Linked DNA regions of Homo sapiens: regions 1 and 3 are each linked to region 2. Evidence: read pairs that join two places in POLR2A ChIA-PET (ENCODE). Cell type or tissue: OCI-LY7. All regions are shown on one strand. Links, peaks and the distances in the headings refer to the core of each region. The heading gives the core; the rest is flanking DNA. Region 1 overlaps CEP68 (centrosomal protein 68). Region 2 has its middle 96 kb from the start of SERTAD2. Region 3 overlaps LINC01800 (long intergenic non-protein coding RNA 1800).

Region 1 (10,679 bases), core at 2,856-7,855, 310 kb after region 2:
AGTTACAGTAGTACTTGATACATTCTTAACGGGGTCTGTTATCTGAAATGGTCATGTAAAATCAGAGGAGCTAAATAGATGGGGGCCTCATGTGGCTGACAAAAAATCTTTACCTGGTTGATCCATCCAGAAAGAAGCAGAGCTTATGGAGGTGGACTCTCCTTATAACTTAAATCTGTTCTCATGAAGAAACTGTCTCCTATCTTTAATGTTGTTCACCAACATCATGAAAAGCCCAAGAAATGTTCCTGTTGGCTTTAGACCTGTCTGCCAGCTAGAAGTGTCAGATACAACTCCTGGGGGACACTGCGTCACTTCCAGGTTTTCCTGCACCACTTTCTGGTTACAGGAAACAGGTTAAGTTGCACATTTCCTTGTAGCTGTAAGCTCCCTTGGCATATTGGTTTCTCTTAAATTATTTCCAGTTTCCAAAACAAATACCTTTCCCCTCCTCACTTGTAACTGGCACAGGAGAAATTCAGGTCTGTGATTCTGTTTTTAACATAGCCATCATGAATCTCAAATTCTTTCTAGGGAATACTATTATTTCTGGGGACTCCCTTTCAGCTGTGGTATTCTATAATTAGCCATTAAAAACCTGCCACAAGGTGTAAGCCTTTTCTAATGTCCTGTTGCAAAGGCCTTGAAGACAAGGGCCATAAATTTTCTTCTTGTGTGTGGCTGGCATATAGGCACCCAAGGAATGGTTGTAAAGCTATTTTAGTTGTTCCTTCTCAGGGTGCTGAAACAGCCTTACTTACCAACCCAGTGCTTCTGAAACATTTTTCTTACCAAGTCATCTGGAGATATTGCTAAAATGCAGGTTCTCATTCCAAGGTTCTGGGGCAGGACCTGAGAATCTGCATTCCCAACGAGCTCTGAGGTGATGCAGATGCTGCTGGTGCTGGATCACACTTTGATAGTGAAGTGCTAACCCTAGTATCTACATTTGCTTTTTAGAAGTATTGGGTAAATGGGTTTTATTTTCTTATGGTATTGGAATAAAATCTTGGGTTTAGGAGCTTTTTTCTATTTTTTGTTTTAACAATTTCTCTATCTTGTTAAAAAAAAACTATTTGAGGAATTGTTCCAACATACTTTGATGTAATAAGATTTTTAATAACAGCAATTGAGGCACATGGAGTGAAAAAAAAATAGGAGAAAGTCAAGGAAGAAATTAGCACAAAAAGGCAAGTACCTCTCTGTCCTATGCCTTTTACTCAGGTGAGATTGTGTATTTGGCCCTGAGCTTTGTAGCAGCCAAAGCAAAGAGGGAAATTTTTTTTTATCAGTTTTGCCAGTACTTATAAAGTGAAAATGTCTGCTGAATGGAGACAGCTGTTTCTGTTATTGAGGCCAGAGAATTCTCCCATGGCTTCTCCAAAGAGAATGCTATGGTACAGTGAGTGGCAATCTTAATAGTATCTCTTGAGAGCGGTAAGATTCTTCTCAGTCTTCATACGTGCAGCCTGATGACCTCACAAAAAAGTGTCAGGGCCGGGCACAGTGGCCCATACCTGTAATCCCAGCATTTTGGGAGGCCAAGGAGGGAGGATTGCTTGAGTTCAGGAGTTTGAGACCAGTCCGGGCAACATAGCGAGGCCTCGTCTCTTAAAAAAAAATAAATGAATAAAAATAAAAACTGTCAGTATAGTAAAAGCAGTGGTCTGTGGAAATGCACCCATGTGGTCCAGGTACAGCCTCTTCTGACAGTGACTTTTGTTATAAGGAAGGTGTTTTTCTGCTTTGCTCTTTAGTGAGAAAAAAGGTGCTGTTGATTGACATATTCAGCCCTCAGCATCCTTGTACATTGAGCTTTGTTACACATGGACACTCTGCTGACTGCTGAGGAGGCCAGAGAGCTTGGGGTTGAGGGGAGGAGTAGCTGGGACTCAGTCAAGCTCCTTGTAGATGTGACTTACATCTCTTTAAAGGCTATCTAGGTTGGGCGCAGTGGCTCACGCCTGTAATCCCAGCACTTTGGGAGGCCGAGGCAGGAGGATCACATAAGGTCAGGAGTTCGAGACCAGCCTGGCCAACATGGTGAAACCCTGTCTCTACTAAAAATACTAAAATTAGCCAGGCGTGGTGGTGGGTGCCTGTAATCCCAACTACTCAGGAGACTGAGGCAGGAGAATTGCTTGAACCTGGGAGGTGGAGGTTGCAGTGAGATAGCACCACTGCACTCCAGCCTGGGCAACACAGCAAGACTCCATCTCAAATTAAAAAAAAGAAAAAAAAGGGCTACCTAAAGACCTTGCCTTGTAAATGAGAACATTGGCCTTGCTGGGAGGCTGTCTGGTAGCCCTGGTCAGTCAGCCAACAGATAAGTGAGTGAGAAGGCGAGGGAACAGACAGCCAAGCAGCCTAGCCCACAGCCCTCCCTACCGCATTGATCTACAGGGACCCACTGGCTCCTCCTAGGGCCCTGGGAGATTCCTTCTGTTCTTTTGACTCTAAGCAAAACTTCCAGAAGCAGCCCTGGGGAGAAAAGAAGGGGCTCCCGGTGCCCAAGGATCCTGGGGATGGCCTCGGCCCATGGCCAAGCCACAGCAGACACAGTCTACCCTCCGTAGCTTTGAGTCTTTTCTTCATTTTCACTTTACTTTGATTTTACCTGCAGAGAAGGGGGACAAAGTGCTCAGAGTGACCTATCCCACAGTGAAAGACAGGGCTGGTGTGGGGGACTGTGGGGCTCCAGGGGGACTTCCCAGCAGGGCAGGAGCAGGTGGAGCAGCAGTTGCTCTTTGCTGCTGGCCTCCCAGTCTCAGGCCTCCAGCCACAGTTTTCCTGGCACCCACGCCACCCTGAAGCAGGCCTCAGTCACCTTTTGTGACTGGCCCCTTTGTTGGCTTCCCCTACGTGTCTTTACCTCCTTTCATGTGACCTCCCATGCCTGCTTGGCCTCTGCCTTTAAGCTCCTTTATTCCATAAATCTAGTTCCCCCAGAGTTCTTCCAGCAAGCTCTGCTGGGTCCTGCCTTCTGTTTCCTTGTGGACAGTTTCATGTTATTGGAGAAAGAGCAGCATGGAAAGCCTCTTTGGTTCTCTGGGCAGGTTCTGCCACTGTGTGTTCATGGCAATTATCACTTATTCCTGTGGCCTCCTGTGAAAACAGGTTTGGAGGTTTTGGCCCTGAACTCATAGGGCTTGCTCAGTCTAGCAACACCTGGCCTCTGTGGCTGGCACAGGTGACTGTGCGCTCAGGTAAGAGACGAGCCCTTGCCAGAACAGAGCTCCCTGGGCAAAGTTGGTATAAATGAGATTGTTTCAAAGGGAGCTCACGACTTAAAGAGTCCTGGCCAGGTGCGGTGACTCCCGCCTGTAAGCCCAACACTTTGGGAGGCCGAGGCAGGCAGGTCACTTGAGGCCGGGAGTTCGAGAGCAGCCTGGCCAACATGGTTAAACCCCGTATCTACTAAAAATAGAAAAATTAGCGGGGATGGTGGCACGCACCTGGAGTCCCAGCTGCTTTGGAGGCTAAGCCAGGAGAATTGCTTGAACCCGGGAGGCAGAGGTTGCAATGAGCCAAGATCTCGCTGCTGTACTCCAACCTGGGCGACAGAGTGAGACTCCATCTCAAAAAAAAAAAAAAAAAAAGAGGCGGGGCGTGATGGCTTATATCTGTAAACCCAGCACTCTGGGAGGCCTAGGCGGGTGGATTGCCTAAGCTCAGGAGTTCGAGACCAGCCTTGGCAACATATCGAAACCCTGTCCCTACTAAAAATACAAAAAATGAACCACGCATGGTGGTGCACGCCTGTAATCCCAGCCATTTGGGAGGCTGAGGCACAAGAATCCCTTGAACCCGGGAGGCAGAGGTTGTAGTGAGCCAAGATCGTGCCACTGCACTCCAGCCTGGGCGACAGAGCGAGACTCTATCTCAAAAAAAAAAATAGTCCTAGGGGAGGTCCTTTTTTGTTGAAAGGAGGATTGCTCTCTAGTTGATCATTCATCTGTTTGAGGGGTTTAGTCAAGAGCAAGAGCAGAGCCTCACCCCTCCCACAGTTCCCAGTCCTCCTCTCTCCATCTTGGACAGAAGTGAGTGGGAGGAAGCCCGGCAGCTGTGACAGGAGTGTCCTAGGGTGATGCAGCATATACGAAGAAGGGTCAGATGTCCAGGCTTAGAGTTTGTGTTACCACATGCATGATTTGTGGGCGTATTTTTACTGTAGGGCAAGAGTAAGCCAAGCCTACATCACTCCTAATTATATCTGGTGGATCATACAGCCTCTTCAGGTTCTGGAAACTAACAGAATTTTAATAGCAAAGTCCAGATGGTCCCTAGAATATCCTGAAGCTTATGTGGCTTGTCTCTTGGTTTGACAAAGGACAAGGCAGTTCTGTTGTGTACAGACCTTTCTCAGAGGGTAAGGTTGAGTTCACTGTCTGTGCTCTGATGTCTCCTGTCATTCAGTCCAACCTCCTGGCACTTCCTTCATTTGGGAGGCGACGGGGGCCTGTGCCCCATCATGGAGCTGCTAGCCTCCAGGAGCACTGTAAAATGTGTGATCCGAGAACGGGAGGCCCCACATTAGGAAATTGTTTAAAGCTGATGACCTGGGAGACTGTGTGGGTCCAAGACAACAAGCGCTATTCACCAGTCTGAGAAGGATAAGCTGCCTCTTATTAGAAGTGCAACCTGAATCTATCGCCCCCACCCCTACCCCAGAGGGTTAGGAGGAATGATGTGTAAAATCTCGGATCTATGGAAATGAAGACCAGACCTTCATGCAGTGTTACAGATGGCCACCGGCCAGATGCAGACAGGGTTGAGTCCTAGGAATCCAAAACTTGTGCGTTTATCATAGCCTGGGCCAGTGTTTTCTTCGGCATGATTGCTGTTTTAAAAGAGGTTTGTCTTCAGTCATTACTTCAGGAAGTTTTCCCCTATTATTTTTATCCCAACTGATTTCTCCCTTTCGTTGCATTTTGGTAACATTTCATAGACAGTTTTGAATGCATTATAGATTGGTTTTTATTTTCTTTCACATGTGTCTGTCTTGGTTCTCATAATAAACTTGTATAATAGGGGGGAAAAGCATGATTTGTCAGGCAGATTAATAAGATTATGAAGGGACTGTTTATCCAGTCTAAGAAAGTAACTACCTTCATTCCGTCTTTACAGACGTACAATTTCCTTGAAAATCATTGAATTTCAGATCTTCTTACCTGGTTGCTGAAGGGACTTTGGCCACACTACTAACCTAGTTTAGGTTTGTGTGTATCCTTGTAAGTTACTTAGGGATGTCAACTGAATAGTTTGTAATAGCTCACCACTCCCTATCTCTCCAGGCTAAATAGATACCTTCTTTTTTGAATAATGAGGTCCAGACAAGATGAATAAAAAGTACATGATCAAAACAAAGGGATAATTTGTTTGCACCCCTCCCTTGCCCCATCATCATCTTATTCCAGCACCTTGTCTCAAGATCGCACCCTTTAGTGAGAGGTGTGGGGAATCTCTAGCCATTGAGAGAGTTTTTAGAAATCGAGCAAGAGGCCGGGCGTGGTGGCTCACACCTGTAATCCCAGCACTTTGGGAGGCCGAGGCAGGCAGATCACGATGTCAGGAGATCGAGACCATCCTGGCTAATGTGGTGAAACCCCATCTCTACTAAAAATACAAAAAATTAGCTGGGTGCGGTGGTGGGCGCCTGTAGTCCCAGCTACTCGGGAGGCTGAGGCAGGAGAATGGCGTGAACCCGGGAGGTGGAGCTTGCAGTGAGCTGAGATAGCGCCACTGCAGTCCAGCCTTGGCGAAAAAGCGAGACTCCGTCTCAAAAAAAAAAAAAAAAAGAAATGGAGCAAGAAGTAGCAATTGGGAATTATGGGCTATACCCAGCCTTCACCCTGGTTTTTCTAGCTCACGGGCGCAGCTGTTCCCCTACTTATGAAAACAAAACTTGCCTGTAAACGTCTTCATGTGCAGTTTCTTAATGAGCCACAAGGTGAGGATGTGGCTCCGTAAGATCTCTGTCTCAGCAAGATTTGTCACTCTTCTCTTTGTCCCTCCACCAGTCTTCTCTCTCTTCTGCTTTGTGGCTTAACTGTTTGATCACTTATTCCCCAGTTGGCTCATAAACAGCTTGGGCTCTGGAGTTGGGCAGTCCTGGACTTGTCTCACTCAGAGGCTTCGTTTCCCCATCTGTGACGTGAGGATTAAAGACCCTGGCTCCCGTGGGAACTGGCCCTCACATGTGCTGGTGGAGTGTAGAGTGATACCACTCAGCAGAGGGCCACTTGGCAGTGTGTGCAAAAGCACCCTTCGCCTCAGCAGCTCTACTTCTGCAATTCATGCTGAGGATGTGCCAGCACAAATGTGTGTGCATAGTGACTCATCATAGCATTGTTTGGACTAGCAAAAAAGACTAGAAATAACCCAAATGTCCACTAATAAGGGACTGGTGAAATAAACTAGTGCGTCCTTACACCAGAATACAGTACTGGTCAGTAATGAAAAAGAGGAAGCTGTCTTTGTACGGTAAGTCCTCACTTGATGTCGTCAGTAAGTTCTTGGAAACCGTGACTCTGCCACTTGAAAGGACATATAACGAAACCAATTTTACCATAGTCTAATTGATATAAATAAGAGTTAAGCTCCTATGGCATATTTCTGGTCATGAAAGCATCACCAAACTTCTAAGTAAAGACTAAAACACTTTTAAATTAAATAGTGAAATAAATGTGAGCTGTACATACATTTATGAAAGATGAATAAAAACAAGTAAGATGAGCCAGGCGTGGTGGCTCATGCCTGTAATCCCAGCACTTTGGGAGGCCAACTAGGGCGGATCATTTGAGGTCAGGAGTTCCAGATCAGCCTGGCCAACATGGTGAAACCCCATACAAAAATTAGTCAGGCATGGTGGTGAGTGTCTGTAGTCCCAGCTACTCAGAAGGCTGAAGCAGGAGAATTGCTTGAAGCCAGGGGCCGGAGGTTGCAGTGAGCCAAGATCACGCCACTGCACTCCAGCCTAGGTGACAAACCGAGACTTCATCTTAAAAAAAAAAAAAAAAACACAAGATTATGATTTACCTGCTTACTCAAATGGGTTCAAGTTCGCAGGTAGCTGGAGCCTGTCCCAGCAGCTGAGGGTGTAAGGAGGGAACCAATCATGGGCAGGACTTCATCCCATGGCAGGGCACGCTCACTCATCTACCCACACTCAGACCAGGACCATGTAGTCAGCCCCATTCACCTAAGTATATGTTTTCAGGATGTGGGAGGAAACCCGAGTATCCAGATGAACTGGATATCATCCAGGCAGACATGGGGAGAATGTGCACACTCCATACAGACAGTGACCTCAGTCAGGAATCAGGGTTTCTTATCAATGATATAATGAAAAGACATTGGACCGGCTGGGCGGTGTGGCTTACACCTGTAATCCTAGCACTTTGGGAGGCTGAGGCGGGTGGATCACGAGGTCAGAAGTTCAAGACCAGCCTGGCCAAGATGGCGAAACCCCGTCTCTATTAAAAATACAAAAATTGGCCAGGCACGGTGGCTCACGCCTGTAATCCCAGCACTTTGGGAGGCTGAGGCGGGTGGATCATAAGGTCAGAATTTCAAGACCAGCCTGGCCAGGATGGTGAAACCCCATCTCTACTAAAAATATAAAAATTAGCCAGGTGTGGTGGTGGGTGCCTGTAATCCCAGCTACTCGGGAGGCTGAGGCAGAGAATTGCTTGAACCCAGGAGGCAGAGGTTGCAGTGAGCCGAGATCACACCACTGCACACCAGCCTGGAAGACAGAGTGAGACTCTGTCTCAAAAAAAAAAAAAAAAAAAATATATATATATATATATATATACACACACAAAAAAAAATTAGCTGGGCATGGTGGCACATGCCTGTAATCCCAGCTGCTTGGGAGGCTGAGGCAGGAGAATTGCTTGAACCAGGGAGGCGGAGGTTGCAGTGAACTGAGATCGCACCAGTGCACTCCAGCCTGGGCAACAGAGTGAGACTCTGTCTCAAAAAAAAAAAAGATATCGTACCAAGTGATGTTACTGAAGGACCTGCTGTATTGCTTAGGAATGAGCCCCTAGATATTTTTTGTAGAGAAAAGAAAACCAAGGTTCTGAATAGTATGACCTATACAGTTTGCTACTTTTATGTAAAAAAAAAAAGGGAGGGAAGGATAAGCCTGGTACAGTGGCTTATGCCTATAATCCCAGCACTTTGGGAGGTGGGTGGATTGCCTGAGGTCAGGAGTTCAAGACCAGCCTGGCTAACATGGTGAAACCCCATCTCTACTAAAAATATAAAAAAATTAGCCAGGCATGGTGGCGCACGCCTGTAGTCCCAGCTAGCCGGGAGGCTGAGGTAGGAGAATCGCTTGAACCCGGGAGGTGGAGGTTGCAGTGAGCTGAGATCACACCGCTGAACTCTATCTAGCCTGGGTGATGGAGCAAGACTCAGTTTCTGGGGGAACAAAAGTGGGGGAAGGATGAACATAGATATTTGCATCAGGAAACAAGGGTCATACACAAAACTAGTAAGGCTGGTTCCCTGATTTTGTGGGAGTATCTAGTAGTAAATATTTTGTTTGATTTGTATTTAAAAATGGGCTGCTTTTTCTCCCATTTGGCTCCTTTGTCCTTCCTTGTAAGGTGACCTGTTACACTGATTCTGTCCATGCCTCCCCATGACACTAATGACAACAGCCAACACTTAGTGTCCATACCATGCCAGGCACTGTCATAGATGTTCTGCCTGCCCTGGCTCATTTTGGCAAAGGAATGGGGGACAAGGGCGGAGAGAGACTTACATCTGCTGTGCATTTTACATTTGAGCTGTATATTACCTTTCAAAAATAATTTTCTGATTAGTTCCTGCCCCACCTGGTGGTTGTGGGAACTAGACGAGCGTCCGTGCGAAGGGCATGCTCTTCTCCAGGGTCACTTCTGAATCAGGCTGGAGCCTGGCATGCCCCATCAGGCAGAGTAGGGAAGGGCCCTCTTGGATTCCAGTGCAAGGCGTCCTCAGTGTGTGCAGTGCCCATCTAGGTGGTATTTCCCAGCGTGTGAGCTGAGTAAGATGAGCCCGCAGCCATTCCCCCTTTGCAGGCTCTCCACCAGCATCTCCTCTTACCATCTGTTTGCCTCCTGACTAAGGAAACAAGGCCATTTCTGCCCACATTTAAGCTTTGAGGTTGGCCCAGTGCACTCCGGGTGGCTGCCGACATCCTGGGCATTCACGGTTCCGTTACCTCCCCTTCCACATCCTCCCAGCATTGGTCTTCCTCCTGTTGGCTTTTTGGCCCCCTACCCCATCCCACCAGGGCTCTCAGCATCAACTTTTGCTGGCATGCTTAGGCTGAGGGTGATGTCCCTCTGTTGTTCCTGAACCTCTTTGTGTTGGAATGGTCCTGTTTGCAGATTCAGCTCCCAAATCATCATCCTTCCCTGAGTGCTCGGCCTGTGCTCCCTCGCCTGCCTGCCTGCTGATTGGCTCTTGCTCTCATGTGCACACATGCTGTGTTACACTTACCCTACCACTGTTACCCACCAGCTTTCCACAGCTTCCCTCCATCACCACGTGCAGCATAACCCAGGCCAGCCTGAGGAGAGTTGCTGATCTCTTTCTCTTTGGTCACTGGCCATCCTTGGAACAAGTAGCTCTCACCTGTTCCACAGGCTGGATGTGGTTTCTGTGCTTTGAGAGGGTCCCAGCCTGGGCAACATGGTGAAACCCTGTCTCTACTAAAAATAGAAAAATTAGCCAGGCGTGGTGGCATGTGCCTGTAGTCCCAGCTACTCAGGAGGCTGAGGTGGGAGGATCACCTGAGCCCAGGGAGGTCGAGGCTGCAGTGAGCTGAGATCATGCCACTGCACTCCAGCCTGGGTGACAGAGTAAGACCCTGTCTCAGAAAAAAGAAAAAAAGAAAAGAAAAGAGAGGGTCCTGCCTCCTCTGCCAGGCAGAGCCAAGCATCTTGGAGGGCATTCTTCCAGTGCCCAGCTGAGGCCTGGGCATGCCCTGACTTGCTGTTCTCTAGGATAGAACAGTCAGAGCCAGGCCTGAGTTGCTTGCTGAGGGGACCGTTACGACAACAGAACCACTATGGGCCTGTGCACAGGAAGGGTCCCACCAGGCCTCTTACCCAGTGGGGTTGGGCTAAAAGGGCAAAAAGGTGACTTAGGCAGGACCCCAGCCTTGATTGGACTTTGGACCTGTGTTGACCCTCTTGGGTTTCTGCTGGTGGGGATGGCACCATCCACCATGAAAGCAGAGGGGAAATGGTGTGCTTCTGTGTCCCCTTTGGAAAGGTCTGGGGCCAGGGAAAAGCCGGAACTCGGTGCTCCTCTGAGGAAGTAGTCACCATTTGTTTCCTTTTTTCTTTGACCAAAAATATGTTTGCCTTAATTGTTAAAGAGCAAGACTTCCTGAACACAGATGTAGAAGATTTATATTTTTCTCTCCCTTCCCCTGTTTTGTAGGAAGCTGAAGTCTTCAGCAGAACCCTGACCTAGGTAGGGAGTCTCAATGGCCCTGGGTGAAGAAAAGGCAGAAGCGGAAGCATCTGAAGACACAAAGGCCCAGTCCTATGGGAGAGGGAGCTGCAGGGAGCGGGAGCTGGACATCCCAGGGCCCATGAGTGGGGAGCAGCCCCCACGCCTGGAAGCTGAGGGAGGGCTCATCTCCCCTGTATGGGGGGCAGAAGGGATACCTG
Region 2 (10,679 bases), core at 1,837-6,836:
CGCAGCCTTTCCACACAGGCCTTCCCTAGCTTTCCTAAATACAAAATTAGCTGAAATAAATTAAATCCTCCAAGCCACTATATTTTGAAATAATGCATATTTCACTGCATTCAAGGTAAAAAAAAAAAAAAGTTAGTATAAAGAAGGGTCCTTTCCAGGGATTCCATTCTTCTCAAAAAAATAAAAATATAAAATAAAACAAGATGGGTCCTACAGCCAAGTAATCCTTTCGAAATTTAAAAGTAAATAATATGATTAATTTTTCTATTTAAATACACTGCTAATGGAATCTAAGTCTGAACATGTTTTCCTGCAATGCAAATATAAGTTTTATAAACTTTAACTTAATAAAATGTATTAACTCTCAAGATACCTGAAGTTTGTTCTCAAAAATATCAACATCTGTTATAACCCAGGATGTACCAAAATCTCAGTGTTACAACATTTAAAACCCCATTCAGCTAAACCAAAGTTCATTGCTTCTTTAAAAGGTACCATATATATATTTTTGTGAACATACTAGTAAGAAGTCTCTTCACATATAAAATTAAAAGGAAAAATGCCCATTAGGTAAAAAATCTGAAAGGTCACAATTTTTAAATAATGATGAACAAATATTCATTTATAAATGCTAATGTTTACTTTGTATTTGCTTGCATTGTGTCCTTCTCAAATGCTTTTAAAAAGCACTTACAACTGACCCCTACAACTTCCTCTGTGAGTGAGCAGAGGGTAACTGCCTTCACTCATGGAGAGTGGTAAAGGTTAAGTGTAATGCTCAAGGTCACATGCCAATCAGTAGCATCACTCAGTATAGAACTTCATGGACCTTAATTCTGAGTTTATGCCATAAGATAATGCATACGTTATTTTCTTCTCCTTTTGATTACTGACAAAGTGTATAGATAGTTATCCATGTTCCTAATGTTAGAAGACAAGGATAGAAATCGCAAGCCTCAAAGGTTATTTCTACCCTTCCTTGCTCTTCTTTCCAAATAATTGTACACAACAAACATTGTTTAAAAAAAAAACCTGCGGAAATTGTATATGTCTGTAAAACACTAATAAATACCCAAATGTCCTCACAAAAAAAAAAGCTGAAAGAAAGAAAGAGGTGTGACCTATAGAATAAATGGCACGCTAAAATGTGTCAAGTGAAAAATAGACTTTCGATCTTGCAACCAAACACTTAAGCATAGGTTCTAAGTGCTTATAAATTATTATTTTTTAAAGTTTCACTGTAGATTAGCTGCTTTAAATGTATCAAAACAAAAAAGGGCAAGTTTTCTAAATTAATTATTTTAGCCAATGAAAATGTAATATATTCAACTGAACTGGGTAACTGATGATTTGGTTAAACGAAGATTTATATACACAAAATTGCCCACATTGTAATAGATATTTCATATATGTGTTTGAAAAGTTTTAACAATGTGATGGAACACTGTAACAATTCTGAGTAGATTAGTATTCAGATTTTATTACCAAGGATCTCTAATGAAAGATAATTCTGGCTTTTTATAACTTCAGAGGGCTCAGTAATTAGACTGGATTTTATTGACAAGTAAAATAGAATGATTCTATAAATGAGGCAGGCGGTAGGCCCCATGAACTTTGCTTATTTTGAAAAATATATTCCCCAATTGAGTAACCATATTAAGCGTATGGTAAAGTTTAGAGTGTGTTTTATTTACTAATTACATATGCTTCCTTTATGATTCCTGCCACACTATTTAGTGCAGCTATTTCAATAGCTAATTATTTATTAAGACTGCTCAAGAGAAAGTTTCACTCTTGAATGGAAAGAGAATAAGGATGTGGTCCCTAAGGAAATGATGCCATTTTAAATTTCACAGGATTAGGCTGATACATTATTATTATTAATCTGTAACAGATAATAACATCATATCATCATTTTTGGGACATTCCAAATCTAATTCATATAATTCATATTAATTATTAACAACATCCAACTTAATGACAGAAAGTGTGGGAGTCAGATTTTATGATTAAAAACTGGACATGTCAGGTATCAAAGAAGGATATGACAGGCATACTTTTCAGACTATTTTCTGTTTAACCTTGAAAATAAAAAATAGTTCCATAATGAAGAGTAAATTATACTGTAATTCCTCTCATTTATTCTCTATTTGCAAAAATTGAGAAAGTGAAAATTCAATTCAATAATACAAATAATAGTATTACTTATATTTGTATAAGTATCACTTATAATGTCACTCAACTACTATAAACATGAGAGTAGCATTATTTAATTAATTTCACATGCATTAATTAAGCTTCTTTAAATAAAAGGTACTGGGCACTGGAGATTAAATTATAAATGAAATACTATTCTTACCCTCAAAGAGCTTTGTTTAACAGGAGGGAAAACCACAGATAACAGCAAATGTGTGATATGTATTACACTTTAATAGAGGTATGTACATTCTATTATGCAAGTTTAAATGAAAGGGGATCAACTCAATTCATTCAATAGCTAAATTTCTTTTTTTTTTTTTTGAAACAGGGTCTTACCAAGCACAGTGGCTCATGCCTGTAATCCCAGCACTTTGGGAGGCCAAGAGGGGTGGATCACTTGAGGTCAGGAGTTCAAGACCAGCCTGGCCAACATGGTGAAACTGTGTCTCTACTAAAAATACAAAAATTAGCCGGGCGTGGTGCCGCACACCTGTAATCCCAGCTACTCAGGAGGCTGAGGCAGAAGAATTGCTTGAATCTGGAAGGCAGAGGTTGCAATGAGCCAAGTCTGCACCACTGCACTCCAGCCTGGGCGACAGAAAGAGACTCTGTCTCCAAAAAAAAAAAAAAAAGAAAAAAAGAAAAAGAAAAAGAAAAAAAAACAGGGTCTCTGTTGCCCAAGCTGGAGTGCATGCAGTGGCGTAATCACAGCTCACTGCAGCCTCCACCTCCAGGGCTCAGTAGCTGGGACTACAATCATGTGCCACCACATTCAGCTGATTTTTGTATTTTTTGTAGAGACGGGGTTTTGCTGTGTTGCCCAGGCTGGTCTCAAAGTCCTGGGCTCAAAGTCCACCTCAGCCTCCCTAAGTGCTGGGATTACAGGCATGAGCCACTGTGCCTGGTCCAGTAGCTCTATTTCTTAAAGAGTCATACAAACTCTAGATTAAAAGTATAAATCTCATAAAACATTAGGCATATTGATAAAAATTTTGATTATTTTATTGATAACAATAAATTTATCTTTACAAAAAATTGTCTAAAAAACATATTCATATTTCAAGATATGCAAAGCACATAAGAGTTAAACTTGCAAAGATGCACCAAAGACTACTCAAGATCTTTGCATATATTAACTCATTCTGTGCGATCACAATAACCCTATGAAGTAGGTGCTATTATTTCCATTTTACAGATGAGGAAACTGAGGCTAACTTGGCCAAGGTCACAAAGATAATGAGGAAAAGCTGGGGTTTAAACTTACGGAATCTGGTTCTGGAAGCCCCACTTTTTTTTTTTTTTTTTTTTAATTATTTTGTAGAGACCGGATCTCACCATCTTGACCAGGTTGGTCTCAAATTCCTGAGCTCAAGCCATCCTCCCACCTCAGCCTCCCAAAGTGCTAGGATTACAGGCATGAACCAGCGTGAGGTCCTACTCTTAACCACTACACTAGACACCTCTCTAAGACTGCTGGTGATGATGGGGTAGCTAACCTGGAGTGCTCTGTGACATGTACTCTCATGCAACCTTACAACAACCCCTTGAGAAGTCATTCTTTCCATCTACAGGACAAAACCCACAAAAGCCAGGTTAGAAACGTCCCCCAAGGTCACACAGCCAGTGAGGGATGGTGGTAAGATTCAAACTCTGGCAGCATGGCTCCCTTGTGCTATGAGGTCTTTCAATAATTCAGTCTTACACTCATAAAAAAGGTCACATGATAAAATTTACTAAACAATTCAAAAAGGTTTTGTGTAAGTCTTCCTGAAACACTCTGGAAGGTTTTGGGGCTTATGACAAGCATTTCTTTAAGACAGCATTTACATTTAAGTCACTTTTCATCTTTACTACTTTGGGCTGATCATAAACACATTTCTGCTCTTTAAAAAGAAATATTTCTGTAGCAACTTGGCAGATTTCGGTACAGGAACAGTCTATTCTTTAAAATTAAATTTAGTAACAACTTATTCTGGTTACTCTGAAAGAGAAGGAGAGAATGAACTATTAAGAGGCCTTTCCTGTACTTTAATGTTTCAAAACATGTTTGGTTTGGCCTCATTTGAATCTTGTGGACAACTAGCCCAGAACTTGACTCAAAAAGAGTAATACCATTTTAAAACAGCTGAATTCTAAAAAGCAACCTCAGAAGCCAACTCTGAGCAACTATTTCTCATAATTTTTACTTTTATTTCAAACAAAATATGAAAGATGCATATGGCAACATCCTCATAAAGCATATATAGACAGGTATTTGTACTTCTGAGCTATGGACAACCAAGAAACCAAATCAAAATTTTACAAAATTCTGTAGTATGACATTGCTGAACAAGCAATGAAGTACACAAAAGATGGATATCAAAAGAGAAATAATCCATATTTCTCTCATATCCTTAACATGCTCCATTGTGTCCAGTGACTGAGAAATTTAAAACTCTGTGTTGTAATGCCTCCCTGTAACAGAGGTGAGCTAAAGATGAAGTGTCAAGCTGGATTTCCATCTTACCTTGCTTTCCCCCAACAGGTTCAAAGACTTCATAACCTTTGATACGGACTTGATATTTTTTCAATAGGGAACCCATAAAACTATTTTCAAATAAAAACACTAAGCAATGCCACTAGACAATCTGTCTTTCTCTGCTTTATCGCTGCCCTATCGCCACGCATTAAAATTAAAAATACCTTTCTGCCTTGCCTTTATTGAATAAAAGTTTAACTTTGAATTAGAAGAAAACGTACCCATCGTCCCTTTTACACTTTTTGCAGGTGATAGAATCTATCAGATCACATTGGTGGCTATCACTGCTCTCTAAGCATCCTAAAGACAGAAAGCATGCCATTACCAAATGTTTTATAAGCGTTATAATGCCCCGATGGTGGAAGTCTGGCAATACCTAGATATACAGCAAGGCTGGTGAATAAGGAGCTGAGGGGCGGAGGAAGCGGGAGCGAGGGAGGGAGGAAAGGAGGGAGTCGCCACCTTAAATCCACGCCGGACCGGGAACCTGCAGCCCACAACCTGATCCCTGCCCTCCCCAACAGTGGACCGGCCACCACATTTTTTCAGATCCTCCTCACCCAACCCAGCACAGCACTCACCCTTCTGCGAAGAAGTCGGCACCCAGTCCAGCTCCGAGACGGGTCGGGGTGGCAGCGAGGGAGGGGGCGTCTGGGCTGTGGGCGGGGGGTGTCTGTGCGTCACTCGAGTACAGGACGGTGAGTTCGAGGGGTGGGAGCGCAGAGGAGCGGGGAAATCAAGTCACGGCCGAAAAGGGAGAAGGAGAAACGGAGGGGTGGGGTGATGGAGCGCCCCCTCCCTAAAATAAACCCACCGGCCCCTACGATCTCTGCCCCAGAGAGGGAAAATAAAATCAGGGGAAATAATAGACCAACCAATAAATCTCTAAAACGACGAGGAGCGAGGAACAGACTTTAATTTAAAGGGGGGAAAATTGAGCGAGGGCTGGAGGGGAGACAGAGGGAAGCGGCTCTGGGTCTATCCCATGCCTTTGCAGTCCCCAGGCAGAGGAGGAGGCTGGCTGAGGGGAAGTTGCAGCGGCTCCCGAGGAGGAGGAGGAGAAGGAGGAGGAGGATGTTACACCGTAACAAGTACAGACAGACAGCCATGGATCAGAGGGGCGCTGCAAGCAGGAGCAGGGGCGGCCGCGGCGGGGCGAGCGGCGGCGGGCGGCAGCACCGCCTGCTCGGCTCGCTCAAGACATTTAATTGGATTGATGGGTTGTGCAGTGACTCACAGACTTTACAGAGTCGTACAGCAATCCCCGCCCAGCTGGACAGGGGTGATGCGGCGGGGACGGGCGGGGTAAGGGGGCCGAGAAAGAGGTGAGCTAGGAGGCGGCGACGAGAGGGTGAGGAGCTGAGGGGGCGGAGCGGAGCGGAGCTACCCAATGGTGAGGCCCATCGTTCCGACGGGCGTGGGCCTCGACCTATGGCGGCGCGGCTCGTTAAGCGGCTGGCTGCACCCCTGGCCCAATGAGTCTTCTAAGGACACTGCCGCGAGCGGGGCGGGGGCAGTGGAGTGGGGGGTGGGGAGAGGTGGGTGGACGTTCAAGTGTGGGGTGGAGGGAAGGAGGAGGCGCCGGAGACCCGCGGAGTCACTCGGCCCTCCTCGCTCCAGAAGTGCGCCTTCTGCCAATCCGAGCGCCTCGCGGGAGTGATGGACGCGAGCGTGTGGCCAATGGGGAGGAGAGGGCTTCCGCAGCCGGCCAGAGGGGAAGGAGCGGGCGGGCCCGGCCTCCTCCTCTCCACCAGCTCCTCTCCGGGCCAGCCCTCCCCTCCCGCGCGGCTCGGGTCAGTCACGCAAATAACAGTGTGAGGGCCGGGGCTGCGCGGGGGGGCGGCGGCCCGCTGCTGGCTGCGTGACAGCGATGGGGACTGGCTGTGCTGCCTACTCTGATCCGGCAGGAGGAGGCGGCGGCGGAGGCTGGCTCCTAACTCTGCGTGCAGGCGGCGGCTGCTGCTCAGACTCTGCCTGGCGCTGCCGGGGAGCCCCTACGGCCAAACCCCACTCCCGGGGGACAGCCAGATTTGGAGTGAATCAGATCACGCAGTGCCCACTCTTGGAGACCGCTCCGGGGGAAGTCCGGCGGGGCTGTGTGCTGGGATCTGAGGAGGCTGGAAGCCGTAGGCGGGAGGCTTGGCCGTGACATTTGCCCCTTGCTTGCTTGCCTGTTTTCTGGGAAAGTCAGGGTAGGGTGTGGGCAGGTCGAAACAGCTCCTGAATACGTCCTGTTGCTTTACTGAGTTTCTGGAAAAGGCACTTCTTAACCTGGTATGAGCGAAGCTGTAAATGCATGTCGATACCTCAGCTTCCTCCAACCCTCCCTCCCGCACGGATCTTCCTCCCACTGGCTCACCTTGAACCCTGACGTCGGTGCTCCGCAGCACCCACTACTAGATCTTCTCCTCCCTGCTGATTCCCAGGAGTTATGGCTTTTCACAGTTTCTTGGCTACTGTCCAGCAATCATTTTACAGACCTTAACCCTTTACACACCCTTGTACTTGAAAGTACTGTAACTGTAACCACCAATAAACCTGAATGGAGATGTTCACTAAAGCAAATACACTGGCAAGAACCCACCTTCTTCCCCACAGGTGCATTTCTGCACGTAATTTGAGACTTAAAGACAATTGCTTCTGTGAAGAAACTAAGGAAAGGCAAATTAGACACTGTATCTCTACTCAAATTCACTTAGAATACCCGACATCCCCTTTCCACAAAGGAGTCATCTGGAGAGACCTAGGAATAATTTAGCTTTGGAGTCTTGAAGTGAGCGAAATCTTTACATACGTGTGTGTGTATGTATATATATGTATATATTTCAAATATATATATGAAATTGAAACCTACAGTGCTCTGGAATTCAGAAGAGAGATACTAAGTGAACACAAAGGTTTACTTTGGTCATATTGGGACCTTCCTTGATTATTGTCATTTTAGGATACAGATCCTTCCCCTGGGCCTGTTAAGACATACAGCCTGACACTTCTTTTCTCTTCCCTTTCTGATTTTAGCCCTACTCCATGATTTCTTTCAGTAGTCCTGAGTCCACTTACAAAAATGAGCTGTGCCACAAACTTCTTGTAGCACACAGCTTGTGTATGTGTTGCCTCTCAGTATGCTGAAACTCCTTTGGAATTCCACAGTGCAGGAAGGCCAGTGTCCTCATCCCAAGACATGATTTGCAAAAAGTGGACAGTGTTCCCTTAGCCAGGTCACCCTGTGGTAAGTGAAACAAATTAGATCCCTTGTGTGGGAAAAATTCACTTCTTTTCCAAAGTGGGTTATTGAACTACATTTAAGAATGTGCTGGCTGGGTCCAGTGGCTCATGCCTATAATCCCAGCACTTTGGGAGGCCGAGGTGGGCGGATTACCTGAGATCAAGAGTTCGAGATCAGCCTGGCCAACATGGTGAACCCTCGTCTCTACTAAAAATACAAAAAGAAAAAAATTAGCTGGGCCTGGTGGTGCGTGCCTGTAGTCCCAGCTACTCGGGGAGGCTGAGGTAGGAGAATCGCTTGAACCCAGGAGGTGGAGGTTGCAGTGAGCCAAGATCGCGCCACCGCACTCAAGCCTGGGCAACAGAGGGAGACTCCATCTCAAAAAAAACAAAAAAAAGAATGTGCTAATGATACATTTTAGAAGCCCCTTTCTTATTTCCTCCACTGTGAGGTCATTTCATGACTCAGGTGACTATAATTGATCAGAGTATTGTTTTACATATGAATAACCCTGAAGAAGATTTTGAATCTTCTTCATACACTAGAATGTAGTGCGTAGTATGTAGTTGAGTAGACATTCACTAGTATCTTTCAGAGGATCTGCAAATACCTAGGGTTAGCATCTTGTGGCAGAAGCTGCCCCTGTGTCAGTTGTTACTGGCATGCATCCAGGCCCTACCGTGTGCCTTCTAATTTTGTGCTCTCCTTAGTCCAGTGTTTCTTAAAGGGAAGACACACCCAAATTCCTGGATCTGCTGAAACCTATTGAGTTATCATCTCTGTAGGCTCTACCTGGACATCTGCTCTTTAAACAAATATCCCAGGTGACTTGAATAAATATTAACATTTTAAAATATTAAAATACTAAAATAAATATTTGATTTGAGAACCCTTGTTTATTCCTTTGTTTTGAAAATTTGAGACCCCCTGTTTATTTCTTCCTTTCCTCCTCTTCCTTTCTTATGTGTATCTATTTCTATTTCCTTTCTCCCTTTTTTTTTTTTTTTTGAGACGGAGTCTCGCTCTGTCACCCAGGCTGTAGTGCAGTGGCACGATCTCGGCTTACTGCAACCTCTGCCTCCCAGGTTCAAGTGATTCTCCTGCCTCAGTCTACTGAGTAGCTGGGATTACAGGCGCGCGCCACCATGCCCAGCTAATTTTTGTATTTTTAGTAGAGACGGAGTCTCACCATGTTGGTCAGGCTGGTCTCAAACTCCTGACCTTGTGATCTGCCCACCTCGGCCTCCCTTAGTGCTGTGATTACAGGCATGAACCACCGCGCCCGGCCTATATTTTCTACCTCTCATTTTTGTGCTCACTTCCCCTTCTACACTGCTTGCACACAGGCCTTGCGGGGAAGGAGTGATCCCTAAAAAAGAGGATGAAGATGGCCAATAGTCTTCTATAAATAACATGAGCATACCTCATAACTACAGCACTAAGAAGTATGGGCAAGTCAAATAAAGATCATATATGCCTGAAAAAAAAATCACTGTAATTGATGTTGTATATGAATTGTAATATGTGAGAAGCTTACTAGTTTATGATCTTAAAATACACAGAGACAGAATTTTTTCTATGTAGGAACATTTCAAAATGCAAATTTCAATGTATTAATTTCAACAACTATAGTATTATAGTATTATTGTCATTTTTCTTCCAAACAGTGAGATGTACTAGTGATGTACTGGTAGTATACTAGTGATGTAATAGTGATGTACTAAGGCTGTGATGGTTATTTAAAAGATAAAGTACTATATGAGATTTTTGGTGTCTCAAATGGCTTACAATCTATTTGAGAGGCTCAAAAGTACACACATGCAACATTAAAACAGGAACCTGAGGAAACGTGTAGGGAGGCTTTAAGTGTGTTTGTCAGAGATAAGCAGAATTTGGTTCATTTCTATATAGTTTTCCTCTTGCTTATCTCTACTTTCTAATCTGTTGTGATTATGAGTTGGATGTCTTTTTTAAAATCTGAAAAACAAACAGTATGTCATAATAAAAGATTTCCTTTTTATTGTTATTTATATATTTATGATTGTAGCTGATCAGTCTCGCTCTGTCGCTCAGGCTGGAGTGCAGTGACGAGATCTCGGCTCACTGCAAGCTCCGCCTCCCGGGTTCAGGCCATTCTCCTGCCTCAGCCTCCCGAGTAGCTGGGACTACAGGTGCCTGCCACCACGCCCGGCTAATTTTTTTTTGTATTTTTAGTACAGACGGGGTTTCACTGTGTTAGCCAGGATGGTCTCGATCTCCTGACCTCGTGATCCACCCACCTCGGCCTCCCAAAGTGTTGGGATTACAGGCGTGAGCCAAGCTCCTTTTAAACAGATTTGAACATATACTACCCACATAGATCAGGAAGCAAAAGCAAATCCTCTATCAAGGATAAAGGATTCCACCCAGACCTCATAGAATTTCTACATATAAAGCCTAGGCAAACATGAGCTCACAATCCAAATTACAAAACAAATGAAGAAAAAGGCCATTGTGAGCAAAAGAAGGTTGAGGGAAAAACTTTTTTTAAACCTACACAGCCAAATTAGATTCTCAATCTGAAAAAAGAACAGATCAAGAAAAGAATAGGCCCATTTCACTTATGAACATAGATGCAAAAATTATAGGTAAAATACTAGCAAACTAAATCCAACATGCTTATTACAGTGAGCTAGGAGAAACCTTAAAACGTATTTCCCTGTCTTTAGAATGCATTTATCTGACTAGCCACCTATC
Region 3 (10,679 bases), core at 608-5,607, 90 kb after region 2:
ACGTTTAGTATCATCTCTGCTGGGCGAGTGCTGTTGCTCCATCCCCATCATAGGCAATTGTTATCCCAACCTTTAAGGTAGGGATCCCTGGTGGGGAGGGAAATGAGCAAAGATCCTTGGAAGGTGCCCTCCCTGCAAAAGTCGCCCTTCTCTGTCCTGGGAGGAGTGGGAGGGGAGGGAGAGGAGAGGTTTTTATTCTTAAAGGCAGCTCAGCCTCCAGAGGTCTGCCGTTCCCTGGATAATACTAGATTTACAAAGAGCCTGAAAGATCCCCAGGATTCGGGATCAACTCTGAGTTTCACAAGTGTTTATTTTGAGGGATTAGCCGTCCTGGGCAGGCCTGTTTGTCTAATGGTTAATCAACCAGTCAGCAAACATTTATTGAGGGCCTGCTTACTGGGCACCAAAACAAGCATAGGAGAGAGTCCCCTATTTTGAGGCATTCAGAAGGGTAATTGAGGCCCTGAAGTTAACTAACACCTGCAACAACTAGCAAATGATATGACATCATAACGTGTGCCTCAGACTGCCCTGGTCTTCCCGGCACCACCCCCTCCAAATTCTACTCAGACTTCACCACCCTGGCCCCTGGGGTACAAGCGTGGTTCAGGCTAAGCCAGAGTCCCTCGCTGAGATGTTACCTCTAAAGCCATCAGCCAGGAGAGGAAAAGTGGCTTCCATTGGTTACAAGGTTGTAAGGGGAGAACTAGGAGTGCCCCAAGGCCATATTCTGGCCTTAGTGGGCAGCCAGCTTGAGAGAAAGAAAGAGAAAACCATGCTGAAGAAAGCCAGGCAGGGACAGATGGACAGATAGAGTTTAAGTCGCTGGCCTGCCAGGGCTCCCCAGGGCCAGCTCTAGTGTGGCACTTTCCTCAGAGCAGTTACATGAGACAATATAGTCCCTCCCTTTTCCTTTTAGCTAGGGTGGGTCCTGTCCCCACCTGTGTAGGCAGAGGAGCCCTGAGCAATGAGCACACTGCACTTATTCAGCGGCAGCTGAAGTGATTCAGGAGGATGGCCTTGAAGGTTGTGGAGGAGAGAGAGCATCCAGGGCGAAGACGACGACGTGAAAGAAGGCTCTAGGGGCTGGGCATTGTGACTCACGCCTGTAATCCCAGCAGTTTGGGAGGCTGAGGTGGGTGGATCACTTGAAGTCAGGAGTTCGTGAACAGCCTGGCCAACATGGTGAAACCCTGTCTCTACTAAAAAAAGAAAAATTAGCCGGGTGTGGTGGGCGCCTGTAACCCCAGCACTTTGGGAGGCTGAGGTGGGTGGATCACTTGAAGTCAGGAGTTCGTGAACAGCCTGATCAACATGGTGAAACCCTGTCTCTACTAAAAACACAAAAATTAGCCGGGTGTGGTGGTGGGTGCCTGTAATCCCAGCTACTCAGGAGACTGAGGCAGGAGGATCACTTGAACCGGGGAGGCAGAGGTTGCAGAGAGTTGAGATCGCGCCACTGCACTCCAGCCTGGGCAAAGAGAGCGAGATTCCATCTCAAAAAAAAAAAAAAAAAAAGAAAAAAAAGAAAAGAAAAGAAGGGAAAGGGAGGAAAGGGAAAGGAAAAGGAAGCAGGCTCTAGGGACATGACAGCCCTGGAGGGTGGGTCTGACGGTCGGGAGTGCATGTGGAGGCTGGGAGCAAGCTGGGCAGAGTGCCCTGGGTGAATCTGCTCTCCAGGGGTTCCTGGGAGCTTTGGCTTCTGCCTGACTTCTGGGTTTAGCAGGAGCCCACACTGACGGTCCCCGGACGCACACACAGGCCTCCAGCACACTTCCTCTCCATTTATTATATAAAGCAGAACTGGCACTGCACACTCAGACTATGCTGTAGGTACCCAGGGATGCCATCCTGGAGCAGGCTTTAGTTAATGTTTACATTTTGTCCACATTCCCCTCCAACCCATTCTACTCTCCTCTTCTTCCCGCTAACCCTCGGCTTTTCTTATTCTTCCCCATTTTTTTTTTTTTTTTTTTTAGAATCAACACCTCCCTCTGTCACCCAGGCTGGAAGTGCAATGGTGTGATCATAGCTCACTGCAACCTCAAACTCCTGGCCTCAAGCCATCCGCCTACCTCAGCTCCCAAGTAGCTTGGGATTACAGGTGTGAGCCACATCACTGTGCTCCCCATTGTTAATATGTTGAGACTCTTACTCTGGGAGGAGGAGTGGCAACTAAAGGACCCCAAATCTCTACTTCTTGGGACCTGTATTTGACACTCCATCCAGCAGCTTCTGAATTTCACACCTGATAAAAGCAGGGGTTCTGGATGTTCTCACGGCAACCCCAATTTACACCCAAGAAGGGGCCTTCTGGGTGGCCACCTGGATCCTGGGTGCTTTTCCCTGGGCAGTGTTTATGCCAAAGGCCTGCTTGCAGCCTGGATCTGCTGTGCCCTGAGCCCGCCCTCCTCCCCTCCGCGCCCCACCCCACCCCAGAAGAGCCTCTGCTCTTCCTGCCCTTCTCCTTCCTGCTGCGCCAAGGTGGAGCCCAGCTGCCTCCGCACCCAGCCCTCTGTGACTCAGTGGAAGCCAGTGGCCACTTCCCCCTCCCACCCACCCACACTCACATTCCAACGGCCAGCTCACTTGCTTCTTGGCACTCAAACTGCACCCACCAGGCCTCTGACTAAATAGTCATCTCTTTACGGGACAATTTATGACCAGGGCCAGCCCAGTATGGGAAGAGGTCACGTGTATCTTACCCTCTGAGCACACTCCTTTTGCTCCACAGCTAATGACTGACCTCTGTGGATCTTTCCTTCTGGCCCCTGGCTGACCTGGGGCATTTTATTTAGGAGAACTAGAGTCTTAGCCTTTAGTGTTGTACCTAACACAGTGCTGACTCAATGCATCTTTGAATAAAAGAGGTTTAAAAAAAAATTACTGGCCAGGTGCTGTGGCTCACGCCTGTAATCCCAGCACTTTGGGAGGCTGAGGCGGGTGGATCACCTGAGCTCAGGAGTTCGAGATCAGCCTGGCCAACATGGAGAAACCCCATCTCTACTAAAAGTACAAAAAGATTAGCTGGGCGTGGTGGTGGGAGCCTGTAATCCCAGCTACTTGGGAGGCTGAGGCAGAAGAATTGCTTGAACCTGAGGAGCAGAGGTTGCAGTGAGCTGAGATCATGCCACTGCACTCTAGCCTGGGTGACAGAGCAGGTCTCCATCTCCAAAAAAAAAAAAAAAATTACAAATAAATAGAGAGTAATTCCCCAGGACCTGACAGATCCTACTATTTTGGTAAGGACTCAAGGACTCATTTAGGCCACACCTGGGAAGTTGGGTGGTTTAAAGTGGAGTTAGTGACACCTGGGTTGAAGCCCCAGCTCTGCCGCTCTAAGATCTCAAGCACATTTTATGACCCACCTAAGCCTCCATTCCTCACCTGTGTACTGGGGATGATATCGTGTATTTCATCAATTCTAGGATGTGCAGCTTTTTGCATCTTAATCTCTCTGAAATTGGGCTATGTCTTACAGTTGATATGGGGGTAGGAGATGGTGTATTCCCACTCCTAGATCGACTGTAGTGCCTCTAGGAGTGCCCTGCCAGAGAAGCCCACACTCCACCTCCTGAGCCAGGGTGGCCATATGACTTGTCCTGGCCAATGGAGTGTGAAGCAAGCAACATCTATCACATCCGGGCTGCACTTTCAAAGGCAACTGTCGTTCAGCTCATGCTCCTTTTCATCCACGTCAGCAGCCAGCAAAGTTCCAGATGGAGGCTGTTTCGTGGGCCCTGTCCCACAGTAAAGAGGATGTAGAGCTGAGCTGCAGCTGGTGGGCATTGAACAGAAGCATAAACCTTTCTTCTTTAGCCATTGAGATTGGGGTTCTGTGTTTTGACAGCACAGTCTAGCATATCCTGACTGGTATTTCATGCTCCAGTTAATTGACAGATTCCTTTTTCTTTCTTAATACATAGTGGTGTAACTCACAATTGTTGGTATTGTTGATTCAATGAAACACGGTAGTGCCTCTTACAGACTAATGTAGGTAAATCACTTAGCACAATGCCTGGCCCACAGTAAGTGTTCCATTCATGTTAGCCATTGTTCTATTTCTAGCCCTCTGCATGTAGCCAATGTTTAATACATGCTTGGAGGATGATACTGATGACACATGAGATCAGAACCCCCCTTAGATCCCTTGTGGCATGAGAAAGAGTATCGTAAAAGACAAAATTACAACAAATTTAGTTTAAAGATCTCAACAAGCTTTGTTGCAATTCTAAAATTGGGCAACACTTCGTTCCATAAAACAGAATAAGTGTCCAATGAACTGAGGAGAAGAGGCTGGCTTTACAGACAGAAAAGGCTGAAGAAAGCAAAAACAAAGAACAAAAAGCAGATTGATCATTTCAAAGTTACTTGCCTTGTAAGGCGGGACAGGGAGATGGAAGAGTAGAAAAATCACTGATCAGTGAACCTTGTGTTACTTCGGGCTAACTTTTGCATGTAAGGATTAAGGCAGAGGAAACTTCATTATCGTGCCAACTGAAGATTGAAACTGGCCTGTTTGGAAAATTGGCTGTTACCTTATTTCTCAGAAGGTCAGATAACTTAGTTTTAGTCTGGTGAAATGGAATTTTGGCATGCGTGACTCTAATTTTTTTTTTTTTTGAGACGGAGTTTCGTTCTTGTTGCCCAGGTTGGAGTGCAACGGCACACTCTCAGCTCACTGCAGCCTCCGCTTCCTGGGTTCAAGTGATTCTCCTGCCTCAGTCTCCCAAGTAGCTGGGATTACAAGCATGCACCACCACGCCCAGCTTGTAGAGATGAGATTTCTCCATGTTGGTCAGGCTGGTCTGGAACTCTTGACCTCAGGTGATCTGCCCGCCTCAGCCTCCCAAAGTGCTGGGATTACAGGTGTGAGCCACCGCGCCCAGCCAGCGTGACTCTATTTTTAGTCTTGTCTGTTGGGGCCTAGTGCAGGAGCTTAGTCCAAAACAATGGCCTCCTGCAATTTTTATTTAACAGTATAGATAAGTTCAAGTAAATAAAGTGGCATTGGCACTTGATTTTGGAGGCTCTTTGAGGGTATAGGTGTTTCTGATGCCCTTTCTGAAAGCTTTTTCAGGGGCTACTCGTTTAGGTAGGTAACTAAGAAAGCTGAGTTTTTATTCATATTAGTTAACAGTTTATTGCCTAGGATATGAGAAAGAGGAAGAAACAACTCAAGTGTGATGTGGCAAGTTTTTGGTGCAACAGAATAAAGAAACCACAGTCTCTTAGAGCAAAATATAAGCATCTTGAATTTTTGCAGAATCAAGTATGGGCCACAGATCCTGCTCTGAAGATACCATACTTCCAGCTAATTCTTGACCTTCTGTGTTAAACCCCGTGCTCTGGAACAAATCTCTCCAGGAATTTTATAGCCAGCCCCTGCAGACCCAAAAGTAGGGAGAGTGTTCTACATGCTGGGCTGGGCTCAGGTGCTGTGAGGGCAGACTTGCCAGAGCCACTTCCCATCCCTTTGGCATCCTCTCCCCTGAACCTCATATTACCTGTCTGTCTCCTCCTTTACTTCCTCCACTTGGGAAGATGACAAAAGTAATTTATCCTAAAGTATTATTGGTGTATGCATTACTTAAAGGGGAACCTAGAAAATGAAAAAGGAAATCACAGGACTGTATGTTAGGTTATGTTAGGGATCTGTTACGTTTCTCATCTCTGCTACCTGCGTCCACCTCAATCTTTTCTCTCAGCAGACAGCTCTCTTCACTCAGCTGTCAGCTTGCACATGGTCTCATAAAATGGCTGCCCTAAAATGGTGGCCCCCGCACCTCGTGACTATGTGACTTTCAAGTCTAGCACCAACTAGCTAGACTTTCTGTGGCCTCCAGTTCCTGAGAGGGAGGATCTGGCTTCATGTAGCCTACAGATGATTCCACTGGGGTCAGTTGACCATATCTGGCTCAGTCAGTCATGGTGCTGCTACTATTGGGCCAGTTAGTTTCTCTTAAAGACCAGGATGTTTGGTGTATTACGCAGGATTTGTTGAGCTGCATGTGGCAGAATATTCAAAACAATAGCAGCTTAAAAATACAAATTTCTGGCCGGGTGTGGTGGCTCATGCCTGTAATCCCAGCACTTTGGGAGGCTGAGGTGGGTGGATCACCTGAGGTCAGGAGTTTGAGACAAGCCTGGCCAACATGGTGAAACTCCATTTCTACTAAAAATACAAAAATACAAAAATCAGCCGGGTGTGGTGGCAGGCCCCTGTAATCACAGCTACTCGGGAGGCTGAGGCCAGAGAATTGCTTGAACCCAGGAGACGGAGGTTGCAGTGAGCAGAGACTCCGCCACTGCACTCCAGCCTGGGTGACAAGAGTGAAACTCCATCTCTCTCTCTCTCTCTCTCTCTAACATATAAACATATATTATATGTAACATATAAACATATATTATATGTAACATATAAACATATATTATATGTAACATATAAACATATATTATATGTAACATATAAACATATTATATGTAACATATAATATATAATATATAAACATATATTTTATATATTATATGTTACATATAATATATAATATATAAACATATATTATATATTATATGTAACATATAATATATAATATATAAACATATATTTTATATATAATATATAAACATATTTTATATATAATATATAAACATATTTTATATATAATATATAAACATATATTTTATATATAATATATAAACATATTTTATATATAATATATAAACATATATTTTATATAATATATAAACATATAATATATATAATATATAAAAGTATATAATATAAATATATATAATATAAACATATATAATATAAATATATATAAAATATAAACATATGTAATATATAAACATATATTATATATAATATATAAACATATATTATACGTACAATATATAAACATATATTGTACGTACAATATATAAACATATATTATACGTACAATATATAAACATATATTATACGTACAATATATAAACATATATTATACGTACAATATATAAACATATATTATACGTACAATATATAAACATATATTATACGTACAATATATAAACATATATTATACGTACAATATATAAACATATATTATACGTACAATATATAAACATATATTATACGTACAATATATAAACATATATTATACGTACAATAAACATATATTATACGTACAATATATAAACATATATTATACGTACAATATATAAACATATATTATACGTACAATATATAAACATATATTGTACGTACAATATATAAACATATATTATATGTATAATATATAAACATATAATATATAATATATATTATATATATGTTTATTATATATGTTTATATATTATATATAACATATATTATTATATTATATATGTTTATATATTATATATTATATAATATATATGTTTATATATTATATATTATATAATATATATGTTTATATATTATATATTATATAATATATATGTTTATATATTATATATTATATAATATATATGTTTATATATTATATATTATATAATATATATGTTTATATATTATATATTATATAATATATATGTTTATATATTATATATTATATAATATATATGTTTATATATTATATATTATATAATATATATGTTTATATATTATATAAATAATAAACTTACATATTTTATTAAGTATAATATATAAATATAATATAACTTACATATTATATTTTATATATATATAAACATAAATTTTTTTCTTTCTCATATAAGAGGCGAGCAGTCCAGGACTGGTACAGTGGCCCCTTGATCACTATCTGGGTATGCAGCTTCTATCCTCAAGGTCACCTCATGATCCAAGATGGCTGCTGAAGTTCCAGTCGTTACATCACATGGAGTTGCAGGCTGGAAGGAGGAAAGAAAGACAAAAGCTCCTCCACTCCCTGCTGTCATCTCCCATGAAGCCCCCAGAACACTTGCACTTGTCTCATTGCTAGGACCTAGTCACATAGGTTGTGCACACTTAGCTCTAAGAAAGTCTGAGAAATGAAGGGTTTTTTTTTAGCAAGACACATTGTCACCCAGAATATAATCAGGGTCCTTCCACCAAAACAAAGAATGGAGAATGGGTATTGAGGGATGCTCAGAGTCTAAGCCAGAGTTGGGAGGAAATAACAGACACTTCCAATTATGTTTTAATGCATTCTTTTTCTATAAGAAGGCCATGTCACTTTGGAAATTTAAAACATAAGTAAAAAAACCATTTTGGAAAAAATAAGAGAAATTCTGGAAAAGAGAGATCAGCACTTACCCTATAGGAATAATTTCTGAAAGTGGAATTTCAGGCATCAGAGAGATGGTGTTTTAGAAGAGGGAGTAGAAACCCTGCCAGAGCCCTCAAGTCAATGCACACGAACACATGGGGCTAGGGCACACTACCTATGGGGTAACCCTACTCCACAAAGAGCAGTTAAAAAAAAAAAAAAAAGCCTATTCAGGTTGAGAGAGTTCTGTAGGTGTGGATGTTCATCCTTTCCTATGCTTGAAGCCAAATATATGTTTTAATACATGCTAGTTTTGGCCAGGTGCAGTGGCAGATTACATGCCCGTAATCTCAGCACTTTAGGAGGCCGAGGCAGGAGGATTGCTTGAGCTCAGGAATTCAAGACCAGCCTGGGCAAAATAGGGAGACCTCATCTCTACAAAAAAATTAAAAAATTAGCCGGGTATGGTGGCACACACCTGTAGTCCCAGTTACTTGGGAGGCTGAGGTGGGAGGATCATTTGGGCCCAGGAGGTCGAGGCTGCAGTGAGCCATGATTGCACCACTGCACTCCAGCTTGGGTAACAGAGTGAGACCCTGTCTTAAAAAAAAACCCAAACAAAAACATACAAACAAACAAACAAAAAAACGCATGCTAATCTCCATATCTGTCTACACTTTTCTTCTCCTCTTCACAATGTCACTCACAGAGGGGAAACATGAAGTTTGCCATCCACTCAAATGCAGTTCTTTCTCCTCACCACAATCACTCCCTATGCAACTACCTGAGAACTCTTTCAAAAATGCAAGGCAAGCGTATTCCTCCACTGTTTAAACCCTTCTCAGATTCCCTGACCAAGGCAGGCAAACTCCCTCCTCATGGGGCCCCTTCCCTAATTTCCAGTCCTGCTTTCTGTCAGCTCCTCTGTGTCTTCCTCCTCCCCAGAGCCTCCAAGAAGCTTCTGCTCTCTGGGATGCCCTTCCCTCCATTGTCTATGTAGCAAACTCCTACTTTCCCTTCAATGGCCCACTCAAAGGCACCTCCTCTGTGAACCCTTCCTTGATTGCCTACAGGCATGGGCCTTTTTTTTTCTTTCTTTTGTGTTCCTGTGACACTTCATGACCATCTCTGCCAGCAGGTCTGTCTTTTCCATTAGAGCATGAACTCTTCCAGAGTAGAAACTAGGCTTTATTTTTGTCTGTGCCTCAATGCCAAGCACAGAGCCTGGGATGAACTAGGTACCCAGTGTAAGGCAGTTATAAGGCAATAGAGCATAGTGGTTAAGAGCATAAACTCTGGTGCTACCCCACCTGACTTCGAGGCCAGGCTCTGCCACCTACTTAACAGCTATATGCCTCAGTTTCCCCACTTGTAAAATGGGGATAAAGATACTTCCTACCCCATAAGTTTCTGTTGAAGACTCAATGAAGGAATATATGCAAAGGGTTCGTCACTCATTACATGAAAGCCATCATCTTTATTACTTCTGAATACAATGCTAGTGCAGCAGAAGGGGCACCTGGAACCCCGCCCCTCACCAGCTCAAGGGCTTTGGTCAGACAAGACTACCTCTCTGACATATGTAGGTTGATATTATTCTAAAATATGTTGTGCATTTCATCTTCCTGGAGAAACTCAGGGAAGTTACAAAATACCATCTCTTTGCTTGAAGGATCTTGCATAATTCCTTGGCCCTAGTCCATTTGTAGGGAGCACATTTAGTAACCCTAACAGAGTGTTGGAAAAGGCTTGCCTGGAAAGGGTTAACCACAGAGCTTTAGAAGGAGTTGGGCTCTGGGGAAAGAGAGATTTCTAGGGATGGTGGAAGATGAGGCCTCCCTGCCCTCTGGGACCCTGGGAGGCGTCACCATGGTGATGCAGAGTGTAGGTCCGCTTTGCATGTATTTGGGGCTTTTTGTTTCTTCAGTTCTGGTGAGGGTCAGTTGAACTAGATTATGGAGAAATGAGGTACAGAGAAAGGGAAATGCTTTCTCCAGCCAGGGTAGCATGGGAAGTTATTGGAAAAGCAAGGACTAGAACTTATTAGTTAACTTATTAATTAACCAATATTTATAGACCCCACTCTATGCCAGGCCCAATTCTAGGTATGGAGGACTTGGCAGAGAGCATGGCAGACAGTGTCTCTGGTCTAATGAGCACAGCAGGCAGGAATCAAGGAAGCAAATAAATATGTGCCATATTTCACTGATCCTAAGATGTCCCTCCCTTTTTTCACATTTTAAAATCTCTGAAATCAAGGTGGATGCATCTTACAATCAGTGATATGTCTTGAGAGCATTTTCTTCTCTCATAGTGATATGTAAAATAATGCTATACCTTACAACTGATGGCATCTGAGATTTAATAAGATATAGTCATACAATTCAAGTGATGGCATTCTCACCTCCTTAACACTGATTTATTTTCCATCCAAGCAACTTACAG

Evidence for each region. ChIA-PET counts read pairs that join two places held together with the same protein. Peaks named below come from ENCODE experiments on the same cell type or tissue, not always from the same donor. Only the 100,000 strongest peaks of a DNase experiment are listed, where the experiment ranks them.
Region 1: POLR2A ChIA-PET joins it to region 2 with 19 read pairs; 9 of 35 experiments call an interaction of 5 or more read pairs at or near these places.
Region 3: POLR2A ChIA-PET joins it to region 2 with 20 read pairs; 24 of 35 experiments call an interaction of 5 or more read pairs at or near these places.

What each region holds. Positions count from the first base shown.
Region 1 is chr2:65,058,953-65,069,631 of GRCh38, forward strand. CEP68 (centrosomal protein 68) reads left to right here. Exons shown (of 7, transcript NM_015147.3): 2 at 10,447-10,679. The coding sequence starts at 10,493. Among named protein-coding and RNA genes, the nearest start is that of CEP68, 7.9 kb to the left of the region's middle. RefSeq lists enhancers at 2,229-2,730, 8,616-9,384, 9,385-10,151. In OCI-LY7, for the core only: CTCF peaks have their summits at 5,955 and 6,159; DNase peaks (open chromatin) are centred at 5,959 and 6,249; H3K4me3 peaks cover 844 bases; H3K27ac peaks cover 1,326 bases.
Region 2 is chr2:64,744,983-64,755,661 of GRCh38, forward strand. No RefSeq gene overlaps it. Among named protein-coding and RNA genes, the nearest start is that of SERTAD2, 96 kb to the left of the region's middle. RefSeq lists silencers at 719-798, 5,340-5,409, 5,741-6,740. In OCI-LY7, for the core only: CTCF peaks have their summits at 5,656 and 5,858; DNase peaks (open chromatin) are centred at 2,859, 4,689, 5,099, 6,179 and 2 weaker places; H3K4me3 peaks cover 4,813 bases; H3K27ac peaks cover 4,930 bases.
Region 3 is chr2:64,836,437-64,847,115 of GRCh38, forward strand. It overlaps LINC01800 (long intergenic non-protein coding RNA 1800), which reads right to left. Exons shown (of 5, transcript NR_110224.1): 5 at 9,694-10,679. Among named protein-coding and RNA genes, the nearest start is that of LINC01800, 22 kb to the right of the region's middle. RefSeq lists enhancers at 1,910-3,109, 3,686-3,735. In OCI-LY7, for the core only: no CTCF peak of the experiment used is centred there; DNase peaks (open chromatin) are centred at 1,775 and 3,675; H3K4me3 peaks cover 1,625 bases; H3K27ac peaks cover 2,660 bases.